4 separate regions of the Homo sapiens genome follow, and regions 1, 3 and 4 are each linked to region 2. A link is a loop called in an ENCODE intact Hi-C map of the cell type or tissue named here. Cell type or tissue: mammary epithelial cell. All regions are shown on one strand. Links, peaks and the distances in the headings refer to the core of each region. The heading gives the core; the rest is flanking DNA. Region 1 has its middle 140 kb from the start of SEPTIN14. Region 2 has its middle 68 kb from the start of VOPP1-DT. Region 3 overlaps LANCL2 (LanC like glutathione S-transferase 2). Region 4 overlaps ZNF713 (zinc finger protein 713).

Region 1 (7,758 bases), core at 1,866-5,865, 82 kb before region 2:
TTTGATTATAACCATTTAGTGGGTGTGAAATGATATCTCATTGTGGTTTTGATCTGCATTTCTCTAATGGCTAATGATGTTGAGCATCATGTGCGTATTGACCATTTGTGTATCTTCTTTCATGTGCTTCTTTCATAGGGAAGAATTTCTTGCTTGAGCTGATGGTAATTAATTCCAGTAGAACAAGTTGTCCTACTATCTAGAGCATCTCTAGGGCTGGCAGCCACTGTGAGGCAGTGTAGGGCAGTTGAAAGAGCATGGAGGATCTACCATCCCTTCATCAAACATTTTTCAGCATCTATCCCTCAAGACAGAGACTAGTCCTAGTCTAGTATGCTTCTTCCCCATCCCTACCACTTACAGCCTAGGCTATTACAACATAGTGCGATAAGTACAGTAAGACAGTAGCACACACTCTGTCTCTCATAGAGTTCACACACAGTCCTTACCATGTGCCTTCACATATGTTAACTCATTTAATCTTAGAATAATTTGTTTAACTTCACAAGACAGTGAGGTAGGTACCTCATTACAAATGAAGAAACTGAGGCTCAGAAAGTTCAAATGATTTGCCCAAGGAACATAACTACTAAGTGGTTGAGTGGAGATTTGAACCCAGGTAGTTCATGGCCATAATCTATGGTCTGTAGTCCACCCATGTATATGATAGAAGAAAGGTAAGTAGCTATGAAAGCACAGAGAAGGTTTAACTATATGTTTTTGTGTCTGTGTGTGGGGGAGGTTAGGATGGAATCCTGGGATGGCAGGGATAAGACCCAAGGATGACGAAAATTCACTGGGGAGGAGCTCAGGGGTGTGTCTGCAGACCCCCAGGTCCAGGCTTGTCTTTTGATAAATATTATTATGTGCCTACCACATACCTTTTTGGGTATACAGAGTTCTAGATGCTCTAGCACAGTAGTGTTTAAACTACATATACTTCTGAATCATGTAGAGAGCTTGTTTTACAGTTTCCGATTCAGTAGCTCTGGGATAGGGCCTAGGAATTTGCTTTTCTGACAAGTTCCCAGCTGATGCTACTGGTCTGAGGACCACACTTTGACAACCATTGCTCTAAAACAGGGGTACTGAAATGGGATATCAATTTACAAAAATAAATAAATAGTAAATAAATAAATAAAACAGGGGTCCCTAACCCCTGAGCCATGGACCTGTTGTGGTCTGTGGCCTGTTAGGAACCGGGCTGCACAGCCGGAGGTGAGCAGCAGGTGAGCAAGCAAAGCTTCATCTGTATTTACAGTGTCTCCGCATTGCTCACATCACTGCTTGAGCTCGGCCTCCTGTCAGATCAGCAGGGGCATTAGATTCTCATAGGCACATGAACCCTATTGTGTACTGCACATGGGAGGGATCTAGGTTATGTGCTCCTTATGAGAATCTAATGCGTGATGATCTGTCACTGTCTCCCATCACCCCTAGATGGGACCACCTGGTTGCAGGAAAACAAGCTCAGGGCTCCCACTGATTCTACGTTATGGTGAGTTGTATAATTATTTCATTATATATTACGGTGTAATAATAATGGAAATAAAGTGCACAATAAATTTAATGTATCTGAATAATCCCAAAACCATCCCCCCACCCCGGTCACGGAAAAAGTGAATTCCTTTCATGAAACTGGTCCTTGGGGCCAAAAAGGTTGGGGACCACTGCTCTAAAAGAATCACAGACTCGGCCAGGCACGGTGGCTCATGCCTGTAATCCCAGCACTTTGGGAGGCCAAGGCGGGCAGATCACCTGAGGGAGTTGGAGACCAGCCTGACCAACATGGAGAAACCCCGTCTCTACTAAAAATACAAAAAATTAGCCGGGTGTGGTGGCGCATGCCTGTAATCCCAGCTACTCGGGAGGCTGAGGCAGGAGAATCGCTTGAACCTGGGAGGTGGAGGTTGCGGTGAGTCGAGATCGCGCCATTGCACTACAGCCTGGGCAACGAGAGCTAAACTCCGTCTCAAAAACTACCTAACTAAATAAAAGAATCATGAACTCAATAATAGGGGTCAACTTCATTTTGTATATTCATTCATTTATTCATTCTTTTTTTTTTTTTTTGAGACAGCGTCTCACTTTGTTGCCCAGGCTGGTGTGCAGTGATGCAGTCTCACATCACTGCAGCCTCTGCTTCCTGGGTTCAAGCAATTCTTGTGCCTCAGCCCCCTGAGTAGCTGGGATTACAGGTCTGCAACACCACACCTGGCTAATTTTTGTATGTTTAGTAGAGATGGGGTTTCGCCACCTTGGCCAGGCTGGAATTCATTTATTCATCCAACAGGTATTTACTGAGTACCAACTCTTGCAGGTGCCAAGGATGTAACAGTGAATAAAACAGAAATCTCTGCCCTCATGGAGCTTACATACTAGTGAGAGGACAGGCGTACTCTTAAGTTATATGGTAAAGTAGAAGTTGGTGAGGACTATGGAGAAAAAGCAGTAGGAGTGAGGGTTGGGAGGGTGGGGCGACAGGCCCAGAAAGGTGAGAGGACAGTGGCCACCCAGCTAATATAACTGACCTTCAGATTCTGGACTGGGGAGCTCTCATGCCTCACACAAAGCAGCCAGCATGCAGTGAGTGCCTTGTGAGTATTATGCACAGATACCTCTACCCGTTCCAGGGAGGGAAGGATTTCTTCTTGCTGAAGCCATATGAAAGGCTTTGAGGAGGAGCTGATGCTTGAGTTGGGCCTTGAGCATGGATGGGATTTCATTCCTTGAAGTGGGGAGTGTGTTTAAGAGAGTGGATGGGGTGGACCAGAGTCTGGGCCTGAGTAGTGCATGCTCAAGGAACAGTGAGAGGCTCCAATATTTGGGTCAGGAGGCAGAGGACCTGGCACTGGAAGGGTGTGGGAGAACCAGTCCTTGGGAGGCCTGGGTGGCTGAGCTAGGTGTTGTGGACTTTGGTATTTTTTTTTTTTCATCCCATGGATTCAAGTTGCCCTGAATATATGCTTCTGTTCAGAATCTTGTGAAGGGAAGGTTTTTGTTCAGAGGAGTAAGGGGATTGAGGTGCTCAGTGGACGGACTGATAGTGTAAGCAGAAATTCTAGAGATCAGCCTCATTGGGGCTTCATTTTACACAGGCATTCATCCAGCTTCTAACATTCCAGGTACTGGGATACAGCAGAGGATAAAGCTGACAAAAGTCCCTGCCCTCAAGTCAGGGTTGGGGTGAACACAAGCCCGTCCTGCAGACTTAAGCAGAAAAGAGTGGGAATTTGTTGGAAGGATCTCCAATTCCTTGTGAGGGTCCAGAATCATGGTCTGAGGTGACTTTCTGCCTCTCCCCAAGGGGTTGCAAACGGGGCTTCATTCTCTCCCACTAGAAAAAGAGTGCTCCAATAAGCTCCCCATGCTGCACACATGACCTCTGGGATCCAGCACCAACGCCGACAAACTGGACTTTCTCACTTCTAGGTTTCCAGGAAATAATCTGATGGGTCCTGCTTGGGGCAGGTGTCCACCCTATTGGGTGTTAAGTCACATGGTCCTAAGTGGGGGCCCAGGCTCACCCTTTCAGCAGGACTGGTCCTCAGGGAAGAGCCAGTGGGCTGGGCAGCAGCCAGGATGGAGTCAGGGGGGCCTGACAGGGGCAGTGGTGTCAGAGCGACTGGCCAGGTCAGGACATGCTAACTTAGGAGTTGTTTAGAGTGTGACTCCACATCGCAGCTCTTTTTATGGAGAAGGGGAGTGCTGAAACGGAGGCTGCTACCGTGCATTAGCCCTGTGCGTTTCTGCTAACTAGGGGAAGATCCTAGCTGCTTCTCACTGCGGTCTCCTGAGGCCATTGGCAGCTGGCCAAGCACCCCTGGTGAAGACTTCTTAGCGGGGCCTTGAATTTTCATTTGTGGGTCATTGCCAGCAATTACACATTTATATTAACAATTTAATTTGGCTGTATGGTATTTTACTGGGCTAAGCCCTGTGAAAAATGGGAATCATCTATAGGGATCTGACATTTTAACTTGTGCAGTTGCTTAAAAACAAAAATCCATAACAGCAATGGATTTTGCTTTGCTTTGCAAAGTTTTTCATTTAATGATATTTTAATGGGTCAAAGCCCATCCAAGCCAACAGCTCATGTTTCAGGGTCTGATTCTCTGAGGAGCTATGAATGGAGGCGTTCTCTCTCATTTCTTCTCTGTTCCCTTTTGCTCCCTCTCTCCTCCCTCACCTCCTCTAACCTTCCTCCTCTGCAGCGTTCTCACACTTTCCCATCTGGGTAGTTTGCCGGTTCATTAACTGCTTTTCTTTTCTCCCTGGCATGTCTCATTAGCTACTGGTAGAGATGGCTGTTTGAGGGAAATAGTCTTAGGCAAAGGGTCCAGAAAGCCCAGAGTCCCCTTTGGGAGTGAATGTGTGCAGAGGGAGGTGGGAGGCAGAAAAGCCAAACTCTGCCTCCCTGCTTTCAAGTCTGCAGTAAGATCAGTCTCAGTGGTGAAACTCAGCCAGCAGAGGGGGTGAGTCTCAGCTGGGAGCTAGGCGGCCAGTGGGGAGGTGAGTTTCAGTCCCATTCGTGAAGGGTGGTGGCAGGACCACAGTCCAAACGTCAAGCAGGTCCCCTGTGAGTCAGCCATCTGAGTTGGCCCAAGCGAGACAGGACCAACTTTGAGGGCCCCAAAGGGTAGTTCCCGTGCCCAGTGGACTTGTTCTTCCTTACTTTGCCTCCCTTCTGTTATGGGTTCTCAAAATATGGCAGTCTTTTTTTTTTATTTCTTTCTTTTTGAGACAGGGTCTCACTCTGTTTCCCAGGCTGGAGTGCAGTGGTGCTCACTGCAACCTCTGCCTCCTGGGTTCAAGCAATTCTCATGCCTCAGCCACCCGAGTAGCTAGGATCACAGGTGTGTGCTACCACACCTGGCTAATTTTTGTATTTTTGGTGGAGACAAGGTTTTGCCATGTTGCCCAGGCTGGTCTTGAACTCCTGAGCTCAAGTGATCCACCCACCTGGGCCTCCCAAACTGCTGGGATTACCGCTTGAGCCACCATGCCCAGCCTGTCATTTGTCCTTTTAAAAGCTCGTTCTTATTGCAGATTTAAACCTACATTTAGAAGCCCCATTCTGCCTTAAGAATATAGCCATGGGGGCCAGGCACGGTGGCTCATGCCTGTGATCCCGGCACTTTGGGAGGCCGAGGCAGGTGGATCATGAGGTCAGGAGTTCAAGTCAGCCTGACCAACATGGTGAAACCCCATCTCTACTAAAATTACAAAAATTAGCTGGGCGTGGTGACATGCACCTGTAATCCCAGCTACTCAGGAGGCTGAGACAGGAGAATTGCTTGAACCGGGGAGATGGAGGTTGCAGTGAACCGAGATTGCACCACTGCACTCCAGCCTGGGCGACAGAGCGAGACTCCATCTAAAAAAAAAAAAAAATATATATATATATATATTTATATATATGTATATATATATACATATATATATTTATATATATATGTATATATATATACATATATATATTTATATATATGTATATATATATACATATATATATTTATATATATATGTATATATATGTGTATATATATACATATATATATAGCCCTGGGGGGCTGGGCGAGGTGGCTCATGCTTCTAATCCCAGCACTTTGGGAGGCCAAGGCAGGTGGATCACCTGAGGTCAGGAGTTCAAGACCAGCCTGGACAACATGGTGAAACCGAATCTTTACTAAAAATACAAAAATTAGCTGGGCGTGGTAGTGTGTGCCTGTAATCCCAGCTTCTAGGGAGGCTGAGGCAGGAGAATTGCTTGAACATGAGAGGCAGAGGTTGCAGTGAGCCAAGATCGTGCCACTGCACTCCAGCCTTGGTGACAGTGAGACGCCATCTCAAAAAAAAAAAAAAAAGAATATAGCCATGAGGATAGTTATTTATCTCAAGTAATGTGTTGCCAATATAATGTGAGCTTTTGTGTAGGCAGTTTAGTGTGTTGACTATGATGTCTCTTGTCTTAGTGGTCCTTGGGTTAATAATTTTAAAGAGCATCATCAGAGGGTGCTACAGACAACTTTCCCATCACTCCCCTGGGGCAGTGATGGAAGGGGACAAAAACAAGCTGGTGGAGAGGAAAGGAGGGTGTTGGATGTGCTAGGTGGTTTCCATTTGCCTTTCTAGGTCCACCCTTCACCTGTTCCATTTGCTTTTTGCTCTGGGAGGCTGACATGTATGGACTACATGTGCATAGTATGGGTTACATTAATGACCCTTTGTCTTCTGGCTTTGGTTGGGTTCAGCCATTGGGACATTGTGATAAGCCATTCCTGCATCACTGGAGAGAAATACCCAAGGCTGGGTAATTTATAAGAAAAGAGGTTTAATTGGCTCACAGTTCTGCAGGCTGTACAGGAAGCATTGCATGCTGTCGTCAGCTTCTGGTGAGGACCTCAGGAGATTTATAGTCATGGTGGAAGGGAAAAGGGGAGCAGACATCTCACATGGCAAGAGCAGGAGCAAGAGAGAGAGGGTGGGAGGTGCCACACACTTTTAAACAAGCAGATCTCTGAACTCATTCATCACCGAGGGGATGGCGCTAAGCCCTCCCACCAGGCCCCACCTCCAACACTGGGGATTACATTTCAACATGAGATTTGGCATGGACACAGATCCAAACCCTATCAGGCATCAGATGTTCAAAGCGAGGGAAGAGAGTGAGGTGAAGGTATGTATTCCTCTGGCTTCCTGTCTGTAGGGTCACCATGGATTGTGGCCCTAAACTAAAGGGCCCAGTTCTGTCAGGTAGCCCCTAGCTGCCCTCTCTGTCTCTGTCATTCAAGCTCAGGTGTGATAGCAGCATTCCCCACCCAGCCACAGAGGTACTATCCCTTGTGTTTTGCTGTGTTCTGTACACACCTTTGCACACACCCACTCTGTTATTACTTTAAAAAAACCATCAAATTTACCATTGTAACCACTTTGAACTGTATAATAGTGTTAGCTATATTCACACTGTTGTGCAATATATCTCTAGAATTTTTCCATCCTGCAAAATTGAAACTTTATGCCCACTGAACAACTTCTCTTCATTTTTCCCTCTTCCTTGTCCGCTGATAACAACATTCCACTTTCTGTTTCTATGAGTTTAACTACTTTAGATACCTCATATAATTCGTGGAATCATGCAGTATTTGTCTTTCTGTGACTGGCTTATTTCACTTTACGTAATGTCCTCAAGGTTCATCCATATTGTAGCATGTGATAGGATTTCCTTCCTTTTTAAGGCGGAATAATATTTCATTGTGTGTGTATACCACATATTTTTTATCCATTTATTTGTCTATGGACATTTAGATTGCTTCTAGCTTTTGGCTATTGTAAATCGTGCTGAGTTGAACATGTGTGTGCAAATATCTGAGTTGTTGTGGTTTTGTTTTTGTTTTAGTTTAGACAGAGTGGTTTTTTTGTTTTGTTTTGTTTTTTGGGATAGAGTGTCGCTCTTAGTGCCTGGGCTGGAGTACAGTAGTGCGATCTCAGCTCATCGCAACCTCCGCCTCCCAGGTTCAAGTGATTCTCCTGCCTCAGCCTCCTGAGTAGCTGGGATTACAGGCACCCAGCACTATGCCCAGCTGATTTTTGTATTTTTAGTAGAGACAGGGTTTCTCCGTGTTGGTCAGGCTGGTTTCTAACTCCCGACCTCAGGTGATCCGCCCGCCTCAGCCTCCCAAAGTGTTGGGATTACAGGCGTGAGCCACCGCGCCCGGCTTAGACAGAGTCTTTTGTTCTGTTGCCCAGGGTCGAGTG
Region 2 (4,000 bases), core at 1-4,000:
GTAAACACTTGCATTTAATTAATACTTACATTCACTGAATTAACACTATTATCAACTCATCAGTAACATTTTTAGAATCATCTTTTAAGCATGTGCTTATAAACACTTTACAGTGAGCCACGTTCACTCACTGATGTAACAATTTTCAGAACAAAGCTTTTAAAATGCATGGAAAGAGGCTGGGCGCGGTGGCTCACACCTGTAATCCCAGCACTTGGGGAGGCTGAGGCGGGAAGATCACCTGAGGTCAGAAGTTCGAGACTAGCCTGGCCAATATGGTGAAACCCTGTCTCTACTAAAAGTACAAAGAAAATTAGCCGAGCCTGGTGGCATCCACCTGTAGTCCCGGCTACTTGGGAGGCCGAGGCAGGAGAATCACTTGAACCTGGGGGGCACAGGAAGTTGAAGTGAGCCAAGATTGCACCATTGCACTCCTGCCTGGGTGGCAGAGTGAGACTCCATCTCAAAAAATATATATATAAATAAAATAAAATGCGTGGTAAGAAAAATCTTTAAAGAACCATGTTTAAACACTTTATTACATACATTCCAGTTTGATAATACTTGCATTCACTGAATTAACATAGTCACCAACTCATTTTATCAATGACACACTTAGATCATCTTTTAGCCATGTGTCTACTAACTATTCCCTACATAGTATTACATCCACTCACTGAAATAACACTCTTCATTACAAAGCTCTTAAAATGAATAACAAAAGCATCTTTTAAAACATGTTTAAACACATTATTGCATACTTTATAATGTGGTAAGCACTTGCATTCAATGAGTTAACATAGTAACCAACTCATCTAATAAATAACATTATTAGAATTATCTTTAATGTAAGTGTCTACAACCTCACACACATATCCACTTACTAAAAGAACAGTCTTCACAACAAAGATTTTAAGAGGTTTATTTAAAGGTATTCTTTAAATAAACATATTTAAACATTTTATTATATATTTGCAATTGGTAAACACTTGAAATCACTAAATTAATACATTTACAAATTCATTTTTCCAGCAACATCTTAGAAATATCTTTTAAGTATGTGTCTACAAATACCTTACTACATGTTACTCATTTAACACCCTTCACAGTAAAGCTTTCAAAATTCATAAGGGCAGTGACATCACCAAAAAGGCTGAGTAGAAGCAAGCTGGTTTCCACTTCCTGACCCACAGGAAATCTTAAACAAATGCACAGCACCAAGATTATCATCAGCAATATCACAGAACTCAAATATGTGAATAAGATAGTTACTGAAATAATGGAGAAGTGAAAAAATCCATGCAGACATAAAAGAGTAAGACTTTTATATTCCTGACATCCTAGCACAAATCTGCCAGACACCAAGTGTGCAGATAATTTTTCACTATTAAATCTTACTAGACCAAAAAAAAAAAAAAAAAAAAGATGAAGAAGAAGATTAAGGAAGACAACCAGCTTTCCCATCATCTTGGGATTCCAGGCAGAAGACACCCACAAGAAGTATAGCCAGTGCCTTAAGGGAGAAAAACTCCTGAGGACACCCAGAAACAAAGAGATTAGGTTGCAACTAGTATCCCCAGCCTGGGAAATTTAGTTATTTAGCCAAAGGAGATGCCAAATCACAGTGGCTGTTCAGTAACACCATGCTGTAGGAGCTATGTTTCATAGGTTCTCAGACCATAAATCCCTAGCTAGCCTTGCCAAGCTTCCCTGGTATTCCCTTTAGGACTTCCCTCATCTGGCACAAGAAGTGCTCTGAATGGTTGCTAGAGCTGAGGCAAACCTGGGATTAAGGTGCCATCTAGTGCCATAAAGGAGGTAGTGACATAGCAAAAAGGATATTCAAGGTAAATTGCAAACAATCTCTAACACACCCGATAGAAAATTAAACAAGCCAGACAGAGAAGATTCGAATGAATAACTAATCCTTTAATGCAGAGACGTAGATGTACATTCATAAGAAAAAACAGCAAACAAAAAAACCATAATCTTCCCGAGTGGACAAAGCAAGAAGCCACTGGCCAACACTAACTAAACAGTGATAGGTGGGCTCTCTGATCAAGAATCCAAAATAGTATTTTTTTTTTTGAGACAGAGTCTTGCTCTTGTCACCCAGACTGGAGTGCAATGGCACGATCTCGGCTCACTGCAACCTCTGCCTCCCAGGTTCAAGTGATTCTCCTCCCTCAGCCTCCCGAGTAGCTGGGATTACAGGTGCCCGCCACCATACCCTGCTAACTTTTGTATTTTTTTAGTAGAGACGGAGTTTCACCATGTTAGCAAGGCTGGTCTCGAACTCCTGACCTCGTGATCTGCCCGCCTCAGTCTCCCAAAGTGCTGGGATTACAGGCGTGAGCCACTGCACCCAGCCCCAAAGTAGTATTTTTAAGGAAATTCAGTGATATACAAAATAATACAGAAAAGCAATTAAGAAATTTATCAGATAAATTTAAGGAAAAAGATTGAAATGATTTTTTAAAAACATCAAACGGAAATCCTAAAACTAAGAAGTACATCTGCTGAACAAAAATTCATGAGAGGCTCTCAATGGCAGATGCATCAAGCAGAGAAAGAAATCAGTGAGCTTAAAGACAGGCTAATGGAAAATACACAGACGAGATAAAAGAATGAAAAGTAATAAAGCATGCCTATAAGATATAGACAATCACATTGAAATAGTAAATCTAAGAATTACTGGTGTTCAAGAGGAAGCTGAGCAAAAGCAAGGAATGGAAAGTTTATTCAAAGAGGCAGGGTGCAGTGGCTCATGCCTGTAATCCCAGCACTTTGGGAGGCTGAGACAGGTGGATCACTGAAGGTCAGGAGTTCCAGACCAGCCTGACCAACATGGTGAAACCTTGTCTCTATTAAAAATACAAAAATTCACCGGATGTGGTGGTACGCAGCTGTAATCCCAGATACCTGGGAGGCTGAAGCAAAATAATTGCTTGAACTTGGGAGTCAGAGGTTGCAGTGAGCTGAGATCATGCCACTGCATTCCAGCCTGGGTGACAGAGTGAGACTCCTTCTCAGAAAAGAAAAAGGGAAAAAAAGAAAGTCTATTCAAAGAAATAATAACAGAAAACTTTCCAAAACTTGAGAAAGACATAAATCTCCAAGTATAAGAAGGTCAGAGATCACCAGACAGAGTAAAGCCAAATAAGATTACCCTAGGGCATAGGATAATAAAACCCTCAAAGGCCTAAGACAAATAAACTACTAAAAGCAGCAAGGGAAAATAAGTGAATAATATAAAGGAGCTCCAATCTGACTGGCAGCAGACTTCTAAATGGCAACTGTCCAACCCAGGAGAAAGTGGGAGTACATGTAAAGTGCTGAAAGACTAAAATTGTCAACTGTGAATACTGTAACCAGCAAAGCTATCCTTCAAACATGAAGGGGAGATAGTGTTTCTCAGACAAACAAAAGTTAAGAGAATGCATCTCATCAGACCCATCTCACAAGAAATGCCAAAGAAATTTCTTCAGTCTGAAAAGAGAAAAACGCAAATGTGCAAAAAAGAAAACATCTAAAGTTATAAAACTCATTGGTAAAAATAAGCCAACAGACAAACTCAAAATTTTGTAACTGTAGTATGCAGTCCACTTATCACTTTAGTGTGATGACTAAAAGACAAATCTATGAAAAACAAAAGTATCTACAGAAACCTGTTAAGAGAGAAGAAATACAAAGATACATAAAGTGACACAATGAAATTCAAAATGGGGAGAAGATGAAGTGTAGAGCTTTCTTAGTTTATATTATTTTCTTTGTGATCAAAGTCATCACTTTAAGATATTTTTGTAATCTTCATAATCACAGAGCAAAATTTTCTAATAAATACACTGAAAATAAAAAAGCAACAAATTAAAACACAGTACCATAGAAAATTAACCACGAAGAAGAGACAGTGAGAAAGAGAGGAGTTACAAAACAACAAAGATACAAATCACAAAACGACAATAGTACTTATTTATCAGTACTTATTTATCAAAAGAAT
Region 3 (4,000 bases), core at 1-4,000, 210 kb after region 2:
CCAGGCATCTGAGAGCCCCTGCGCCTCAGCCTCTGGGGAGCTGCAGCCTGGGTAAAACAGGATCATAAAGGAGCCCTGCCTCTGACAGGAGACAATGGATGGAATAGCCTTCCAGAAGCGCACTGGCCGGCTCACTCGGGGCTGCGTACTGTGCTGCCTGGACCACCACTTCCTATGCCCACAGCTGTGTACCAGGAAGCAGAGAAGAGGCTGACAGGCACCAGGGACTTGGTCACGCTGGACTTTGACACTGATGTGGAAAAGTCAGGACCTGCTGGCAGCATCTTCTACCACAGGAGGGGTCTTCCTAAATGCGACGGCACCTCCTGATCCAATCCTGCTGCCATGTCCGCCTCCCACAGCACCCCCGGCTCCATGCTTTGAAGCCCGGCTGGCCCACACACACTTCTTTACCCCCCAGCCTGAAACTTCACCTTTTTCGGGTCACACACCGCTTTGAAGCGGTAATGAAAACTGGGAACCCTCTCTCCATGTCAGTAATCATATGCACACAGAATTCTGCATGCAACGTAGTGGGCTCAATGCCTCCTGAGGACCACCAATGGTCCCATCCACATTACACATCCAGTCTCTCACCAGACTATGAGGCTCATGAAAGGTAGAGCCATAGAAGTCGCGGCGCAGAGCCTGGGCGGGAGTGGAGATGGTTTGTAAAGACGTCTTAGGGAACCTGGACTTTAAACTTGGACCATTGTATTTGTAAATTTAGCAAATGAAGCAACAGATGTGAAAACTGCCTAAGCTAAAAAGCAGTTTCAATTCCGACAAATGGCTGTAGGGTCCCTCCCCACCTAGAAGGCTGTGGGGGAGCAGATATGACAGGGCCAGAGGAAGCAGCCCTATATGGTCCGTCCTGCTTTTCTGTTCACTAGCCATGTGCTCATGGTCATGTCGCAGGGCCTTCCTGGGTTTCCGTGGCTTTCCTTCTGCATCGAGCACCCAGGGGAAGAGGGAGTGGGTGCAACTTAGCACCATGAGCAGCACCTGAGTCTGACCCGACTGTCCCACACGCGGGCTGTGAGATGCTGGGCAAGTCTGGCACTGTCTCGTCTGTGAGAAAGTGTTAATTACAACAGTCCCCCTTCCCAGTGCTGCTGTGAAAACAAAGGGCCCATCACAAGGAGGGAGCTTGATAGATGTGGCTCTTCTGACCCAGGGTTCCAAAGGTCTTGTTGTTGGAATCAAAAAGAATGTACTTATAGATAGAAACCTGCAACTAGGGCTGAGCGCAGTGGCTCACGCCTGTAATACCAGCACTTTGGGAGGCTGAGGCGGGTGGATCTCCTGAGGTCAGGAGTTCGAGGCCAACCTGGCTGATACGGTGAAACCCCATCTCTACTAAAAATACAAAATTAGCCAAGCATGGTGGCTCGCGCCTATAATCCCAGGTACTCGGGAGGCTGAGGCAGGAGAATCGCTTGAACCTGGGAGGTGGAGGTTGCAGTGAGCCAAGATTGCGCCATTGCACTCCAGCCTGGGAAACAAGAGTGAAACTCAGTCTCAAAAAAAAAAAAAAAAAAGAAAGAAAAAGAAACCTGCAACTAGAACATCATAAGGCGAGCAACTGCCACTTTTTTTTTTTTGAGATGGAGTCTCCTTCTGTCACCAGGCTGGAGTGCAGTGTTGTGATCTCAGCTCAGTGCAACCTCCAACCTCCACCTCCCCAGTTCACGCGATTCTCCTGCCTCAGCCTCCCGAGTAGCTGGGACTACAGTGTCCGCCACCACGCCCAGCTAATTTTTATATTTTTAGTAGAGATGGGGTTGCACCATGTTGGCCAGTATGGTCTCATCATCCGCCCAACTCGGCCTCCCAAAGTGCTGGGATTACAGGCATGAACCACCATGCCCAGCCGCAACTGCCGCATTTTTAAGTGAAGAATCCAACCTTCGGAACAGTCGCCATTGCTCCTAACCAATGTCACTCTCAAACACGGAGAAATGAAAACGAATGACGATTCCATAGGTCATCACCACAGAACTGGCTTTTACTAACAAAACCAAAGAACCTCAAACACTTTTTGTGGACTTCAAATTCTTTCCTTCAGATTTTAAAATGACATTATGCATGTACATATTTTTAAAATTTAGACACATTTTAGAGAACACAATTGTGAATACAAATCTAAGAAATGAATGAGATGTACTGAAATCTGATTCAAACACTTATCTTAAACTGACTTCTGTCAATCCTCTGTCCTGTGAAGTAAGTCCCGTTTCTCCTTTGCCTGGAGGGACCGAGCTGGAATTACTGTCACATGTTACAGACATGAGGCAGGGGTTAATGCAGAACCACGGAACAGCACCTCTGATGACATCTAGTGGATAAGTAGGAAGGTGTCAACCCAGGTGGCTTTTAAAAAAATCTGTAAATAAAATCTCCTCCTTTATTCCACAGATTTTAATCTTTCCCTCAGTGTGTTAGAAAGACTAATAGTGTTTTTCAAACGTGTGTGGATGGACTCACCTGGGGAGACACCCGCATCCTAGGCCACCTTTGTGGCTGCTCTGCAGACACCTGGCTGCACCCGCTGCCTCCTCGTCTGAGAGGGGCTGCCCTGGAGAGCACCGTGCTGGCTGTGTTGCCTACTGGCTTCCCTTGAGAAATGGGGAGGCAGGACCTCTACTGAGTGCTGTGATGTGTTATGTTTTGATGTGGTGGGTGGGGAGGATGGGAACAATGTTATTTGGATGAGATTGGACATCGTGTGAGGTCTTCAGCAAAGCAGCTACCCTCAGCTCATTGACGACAGCATCCTGCCTGCAGGTGTGGGCTGCTGGACTGCCTGCAAAGCCCATCAACAGGCCCTGGAGGCCAGGTAAAATAGGATCAGGATGATTTCTATTCACAGAAGTCATCAATCTAACATGAAAGAAAATAATGACTCAGGAGCAAGGGTGTCTGCAGCAAACAGACTCTCCAGGCATCGTTTAGAAGCTGAATGTCACACATTTCGGGTGCCAGCCCCACACATAACCACACAAGTAAAAAGGAAGCTTTTCTCCTAAACTGACATTCTTTTTTCTCTTTTCTGAGAGGTGTGGACACTGGGGCTGGGAAATGCTCAGGCCTCCCCCTGCAGACAAGGACTGGGCTGTTAAGAGAGGCCTCTTGTCTTTCATGACACAAGCCTTAGCTCACAAGACGAGAAGTACCTAGTCCCAGACCACCTCTTCCATGATGACAGAAACCCTTCTAAAAACTGAAATCTATGTGATAGAATTAATGAAGGTAGGCTAACCCAAATTACTGCTCACATTTTTTCAAATAAAAGTCACACAAATACCATAATGTTGTTGGTTAGAACATTATGTTTCTCATATCTATAAATAAGGGCTAGTACTTTTTATCACCCAAAAGTAGACAAAAAATAGGAAATGCATTCATTCCAAATTTAGATTTTGATAACTTTCCAAAAGGTTGAAGTAAGTTTAATTGCAGGGACATGAGTCCAGTTGAGTGTCTTTCTGTTAATCTGCAATAACCCATCTGGAACTGTATTTACTTTTCTTAGAACAGTAACTTATAATGTTGATAAACTGAGGTGGAGCCTGTTTTAGTAACATATACCTGGGTAAATGTTCTGGAACTGCCAGTGCTTAGTCACTGCTGCCTACAGTGTGGCCATCAAAGGCTTCTTGGGAAAGCTCCCTTTGGGTCCAGAAGTCTCCCCAACAAAGCTCCAGCTGCCCTGGACTCTACACAAAGCACCTGAAGCCTCTGCTGGGAATGGGGCCCTGACAGAGCTGCAATGCACTCTGAGGCTTCTTTAAAACACGAAGGTGAGTGTAAAATCCAAACGGGAAGCGTTCAGCTGTGCACTCCCAAACCACCCCAGCACGCCCCTGCAGAACTGCTGGTCCTGTCCGTCCTTGGAGTGGTCGCTCCCTCATTCTCATCTGGAAGGTGCCACAGAAAAGGCTGACAATGTATTATCACTAGGATAGACCCTAGATAATCTTTCTGATATACAAGATAG
Region 4 (4,000 bases), core at 1-4,000, 260 kb before region 2:
AGTGGGAGCTAAACAATGGGTGCATGTAGACATACAGAGGGGAACAACAGACACTGGAGACTCCAAAAGGAGGGAGGGTGGGACAAGGGTTAGGGTTGAAAGATTACCTACTAGGTGCAATGTTCACTATTAGAGTGATGCATACATCAGAAACCCAGACCACATTGCTACGCAACATGTCTATGTAACAAACCTGCACGTGGAATACCATGCAGCCACAAAAAAGAATGAAATCATGTCTTCTGCAGAAACATGAACGAACTAACTTCAGGATGAAGCCCTTTAATGAATACAGGACAAAGAAAGTATCTGCAGTTTCCAGGGCCTAATATTTAAATACATGAAAGGCAGGCACAACTGGAAGGCAGTGCACCTAGATATTTAAAAATCAAAAATCTCACTTTTATATTTAATCCCCAGTGCCCCAAAAGAAGGAAACACCATAATACCAGGCTATGCAATGCGTCCACAGTGCTCCTTCTACAAAAGCTTTCAAAAAGGCCAATGAAGTTTTACATTTTTCTCAGCAAAAATGCCAACATAGGAAGCAAACAGGGAAGGAACACATTTAAAAAGGGACTTCAGCTGGCTAAAAAAATTCCCAGAAACAGGATCTAAAAGAGAAAAAAGTGGAGAGGCCTTCCTTGCTCCAGAAAACGTTATAACCTAAATATAGGCTTTTAATTAAGCTGATTTCTGACCACAGAGCTGTAACATAAAAAGTCTTTCCAAATTTCTTATCAGATTTCAGCTGGGACAAACCTAAAGTAGGTCTCCTCTTCAGGTTGTCTGGTTCTAAAACCAGCTTTTCCCCCTTAATTGTGTATGCAAATGAATTACTTTACATTTCAAAGGATCCCATTTTTGGCTACTGCTGCTTACGACCACCATGTGTTAGGTGGGTCCACTTTCCTAGATATTTACGAGAGGACGCCCCATAAGTGTCATACACAAACCCAGCTGGTGATGGTCACAAATGAAAAACCAAGCCCCAATTCCCAAAAATAAAACACAGCTGCAATCTTAAAAGCATGCTGTATAAAATGAGACCATAGGTGCCACACTGCCAATCCCTTACCCTAACCTCCCGTCCTGAGGCAGAAGCAGAAAAACCTTGACCTGAACTTTCCGCTGTGACAGAGGCAGAAAAAAAAAGGCAGTTCTCTGCAGATATCTTGACCTGAATCTCCTGTGCAAAGACAGAGATTGAAGCCCTCACTCTTAAGGAAAAGGGAAGGTTTGAAAAACAGCCCAAATAATGTCTACACCTTCACCCAAATAATGGGAGGTCTGAATTCAGGAGAACTTACCCAAAACACCTGATGGGATTGCTGAGGATGGGGAGTTCATGCTGGTGCCAAGCGCCACTTTCAAAGAGCAACACCAGTGGTGAGTGAGAGTCACTCAATCCTGCCTCCTTAGGCCAGGTATGTTGACCTAAAAGGAAGAAGTTGAGGCAAAGTTAATCTAAGCGGAGAGCTTATTTGGGCCAAGCTTGAGGACTGCAACTTGGGAGCATAGATTCAAGTTGCCATGAAAATACACTCTGATTAACAGCAGTTATAAGTGGATTTTTTTTTTTTTTTTTGAGTCAGAGTCTCGCACTGTCGCCTGGGCTGGAATGCAGTGGTGCGATCTCAGCTCACTGCAACCTCTGCCTCCCAGGTTCAAGTGATTTTTCTGCCTCAGCCTCCCAAATAGCTGGGACTACAGGCGTGTACCACCACACCTAGCTAATTTTTGTATTTTTAGTAGAGACGGGGTTTCATCATGTTGGCCAGGATGGTCTCGAACTCCTGATGTGGTGATGCGCCCGTCTCGGTCTCCCAAAGTGCTGGGATTACAGGCATGAGCCACCGCGCCCAGCCATAAGTGGATTTTTAAAGGAAAATAAGGAGCAGTTCCTGAGCTGTTTACCAAAAATCTACATCAAAATCACATAAGGTATTGATTGGCTATACATTATTCTTTGTATCATAAATTCCAGGAACGTGAAGATAATGGGTCAGTCTGGAACAAAATGACTCTAAACATGTGCGCCCTGCAATGGGTGCAGTGGGGTGATGTTCTGCACCCAGGGTGCAGAACAGCTCAGACTGATCCATTTTTCTTTTCAGTACAAACTGAAGAGGGCTCCAGAGATTACCTAATTGTAGTTTTCCCAAAGTGTGCTAAATTAGTATTTTATGTCTGTTACACTGGTTCCAGAACCCCCATGGATACCAAAATCCATGCCTAAGGAATACCAGTGAAGCTCACTGCCTGTGTAGTGGTTCTGTCTGAGCTGTGCATTAGACACACTAGTGTAGTAATGAGTCTAATGTAGTGATTTTAAAATACACAGATATAAATACATAGACATCCAGGTTCCACCAGAGAGCTCCTAGGTCAGAATCTGAGAGGTGAAAATCTGCCATCTACATATTTTTTAAATGCCCCACAAGTGATTTTGATCCGAGCCAGAGTTCGGAACAACTACTGGAACCTTTCATTTCCTTGACTTCTTCAACCTCAATGTTTTTCACTATCTTTCTACTTCAGTCACCCACTTCGGAGGCCACGCCCCTTCTGAAATCTTTCTTACCTTAGAAAACACTAGACAGTGGGATCTAGACTGGATAGGGAAGAAAGTGAAGAGAAGAGTGGCTTAAAAGGAAAGAAATTAGGCTGGGCATGGTGGCTCACACCTGTAATCCAGCACTTTGGGAGGATGAGGTGGGTGGATCATTGAGGTCAGGAGTTCGAGACCAGCCTGATCAACATGGTGAAACCCCGTCCCTACTAAAAGTACAAAAATTAGCCGGGTGTGGTGGTGCATGCCTGTAATCCCAGCTACTTGGGAGGCTGAGGCACAAGAAATGCTTGAGCCGAGGGGGTGGAGATTGCAGTGAGCAGAGATCAAGCCACTGCACTCCAGCCTGGGTGACAGAGTGAGACCGTCTCAAAATAATAATAATTTAATGTCTCTCCAACATTAAAAACTCTCACTGGCCACACACCCCTTTTGCAACTACCATCCTCTCTTTTTTTCAAGGCCACAACTCTTCAAAAAATTGTCAATACTTTCTCTACTTCCTCATCGCCCATTTCTCAGTTCTCTATAGTCTGGCTTTTGTTCTGCCCTCAGTACTCTGCTGAAACTGCTCTGGTTATGACCACCAAAAACCTTTATGTTGTTGTTCATGCAATGGACCTCATTACTTTTTTTTTTTTTTTTTTTTTTTTTAAAGATACAGTCTGGCTCTGTTGTCCTGGCTAGGGTGCAGTGGTGTGATCTTAGCTCACTGCAACCTCTGCCTCCTGGACCCAAGCTGTCCTCCCACTTCAGCCTCCCAAGTAGCTGGGAATTACAGGTGTACACTACCATGCCTGGCTAATTTTTGTATTTTTAGTAGAAGTGAGGTTTCACCACGTTGCCGAGGCTGGTTTCAAACTCCTTAGCTCAAGTGATCCACCCGCCTCGGCCTGGTGCTGGGATTGCAGGTGTGAGCCATCAGGCCTGGCCTGACCTCATTACTTCTTCCAAGACAGTATCTGATACGGGTGACTGGTGACTGGTGACTCTTGCTTTACTTCCACCGTCTCTCTCAGGGAGCTGTGATCTAGTCTCTTTTTCCTTTGCCTGCCTTTTATGTGTTGCTGCTTCTTAGGTTTTCCCAAGATCTACTCTTTTTCCTCTGTAGTTGACTTACAGGGATCTTAAAAAGACAAAAACCTGATCATATCAGTCCCACACTTAAAATTATTCAGGGCATCCTGCCACTCTTAGGTTGGAGTAGAAAGCCATAAAGAATCCTACGACTGACTGCTTTCTGCTCTCTGCAGTTACTCTCCTGTTTGCTCGAGGCTTCATTCACACGGACCTGCTGTTAGGTGCTGAAACGTGCCATGTGCCCTCCATCCACCCCCATGATATCTACTCCTTTTTCAGGTCTCAGGGAAGATTTTGACATCACAGACCAGGTGAGGTTGCTCATTTACATCTTCCTTTTCCAGGTAG

The links. Peaks named below come from ENCODE experiments on the same cell type or tissue, not always from the same donor. Only the 100,000 strongest peaks of a DNase experiment are listed, where the experiment ranks them.
Region 1: a loop joins it to region 2, with 8 times the contacts of the local background. A loop is called at or near these places in 19 of 110 quality-filtered maps.
Region 3: a loop joins it to region 2, with 10 times the contacts of the local background. A loop is called at or near these places in 2 of 110 quality-filtered maps.
Region 4: a loop joins it to region 2, with 16 times the contacts of the local background. A loop is called at or near these places in 2 of 110 quality-filtered maps.

The regions. Positions count from the first base shown.
Region 1 is chr7:55,719,761-55,727,518 of GRCh38, reverse strand. No RefSeq gene overlaps it. Among named protein-coding and RNA genes, the nearest start is that of SEPTIN14, 140 kb to the left of the region's middle. In mammary epithelial cell, for the core only: no CTCF peak of the experiment used is centred there; no DNase peak of the experiment used is centred there.
Region 2 is chr7:55,639,178-55,643,177 of GRCh38, reverse strand. No RefSeq gene overlaps it. Among named protein-coding and RNA genes, the nearest start is that of VOPP1-DT, 68 kb to the right of the region's middle. In mammary epithelial cell, for the core only: a CTCF peak has its summit at 1,806 (motif pointing left); DNase peaks (open chromatin) are centred at 1,147 and 1,747; H3K27ac peaks cover 1,553 bases.
Region 3 is chr7:55,431,721-55,435,720 of GRCh38, reverse strand. It overlaps LANCL2 (LanC like glutathione S-transferase 2), which reads right to left. Exons shown (of 9, transcript NM_018697.4): 9 at 1,984-4,000. It also overlaps a transcript of VOPP1 not described here. Among named protein-coding and RNA genes, the nearest start is that of LANCL2, 68 kb to the right of the region's middle. RefSeq lists enhancers at 2,258-2,337, 2,368-2,417. In mammary epithelial cell, for the core only: a CTCF peak has its summit at 2,333 (motif pointing left); no DNase peak of the experiment used is centred there.
Region 4 is chr7:55,903,690-55,907,689 of GRCh38, reverse strand. It overlaps ZNF713 (zinc finger protein 713), which reads right to left. Exons shown (of 7, transcript NM_182633.3): 2 at 1,311-1,437. Among named protein-coding and RNA genes, the nearest start is that of ZNF713, 18 kb to the right of the region's middle. In mammary epithelial cell, for the core only: no CTCF peak of the experiment used is centred there; no DNase peak of the experiment used is centred there.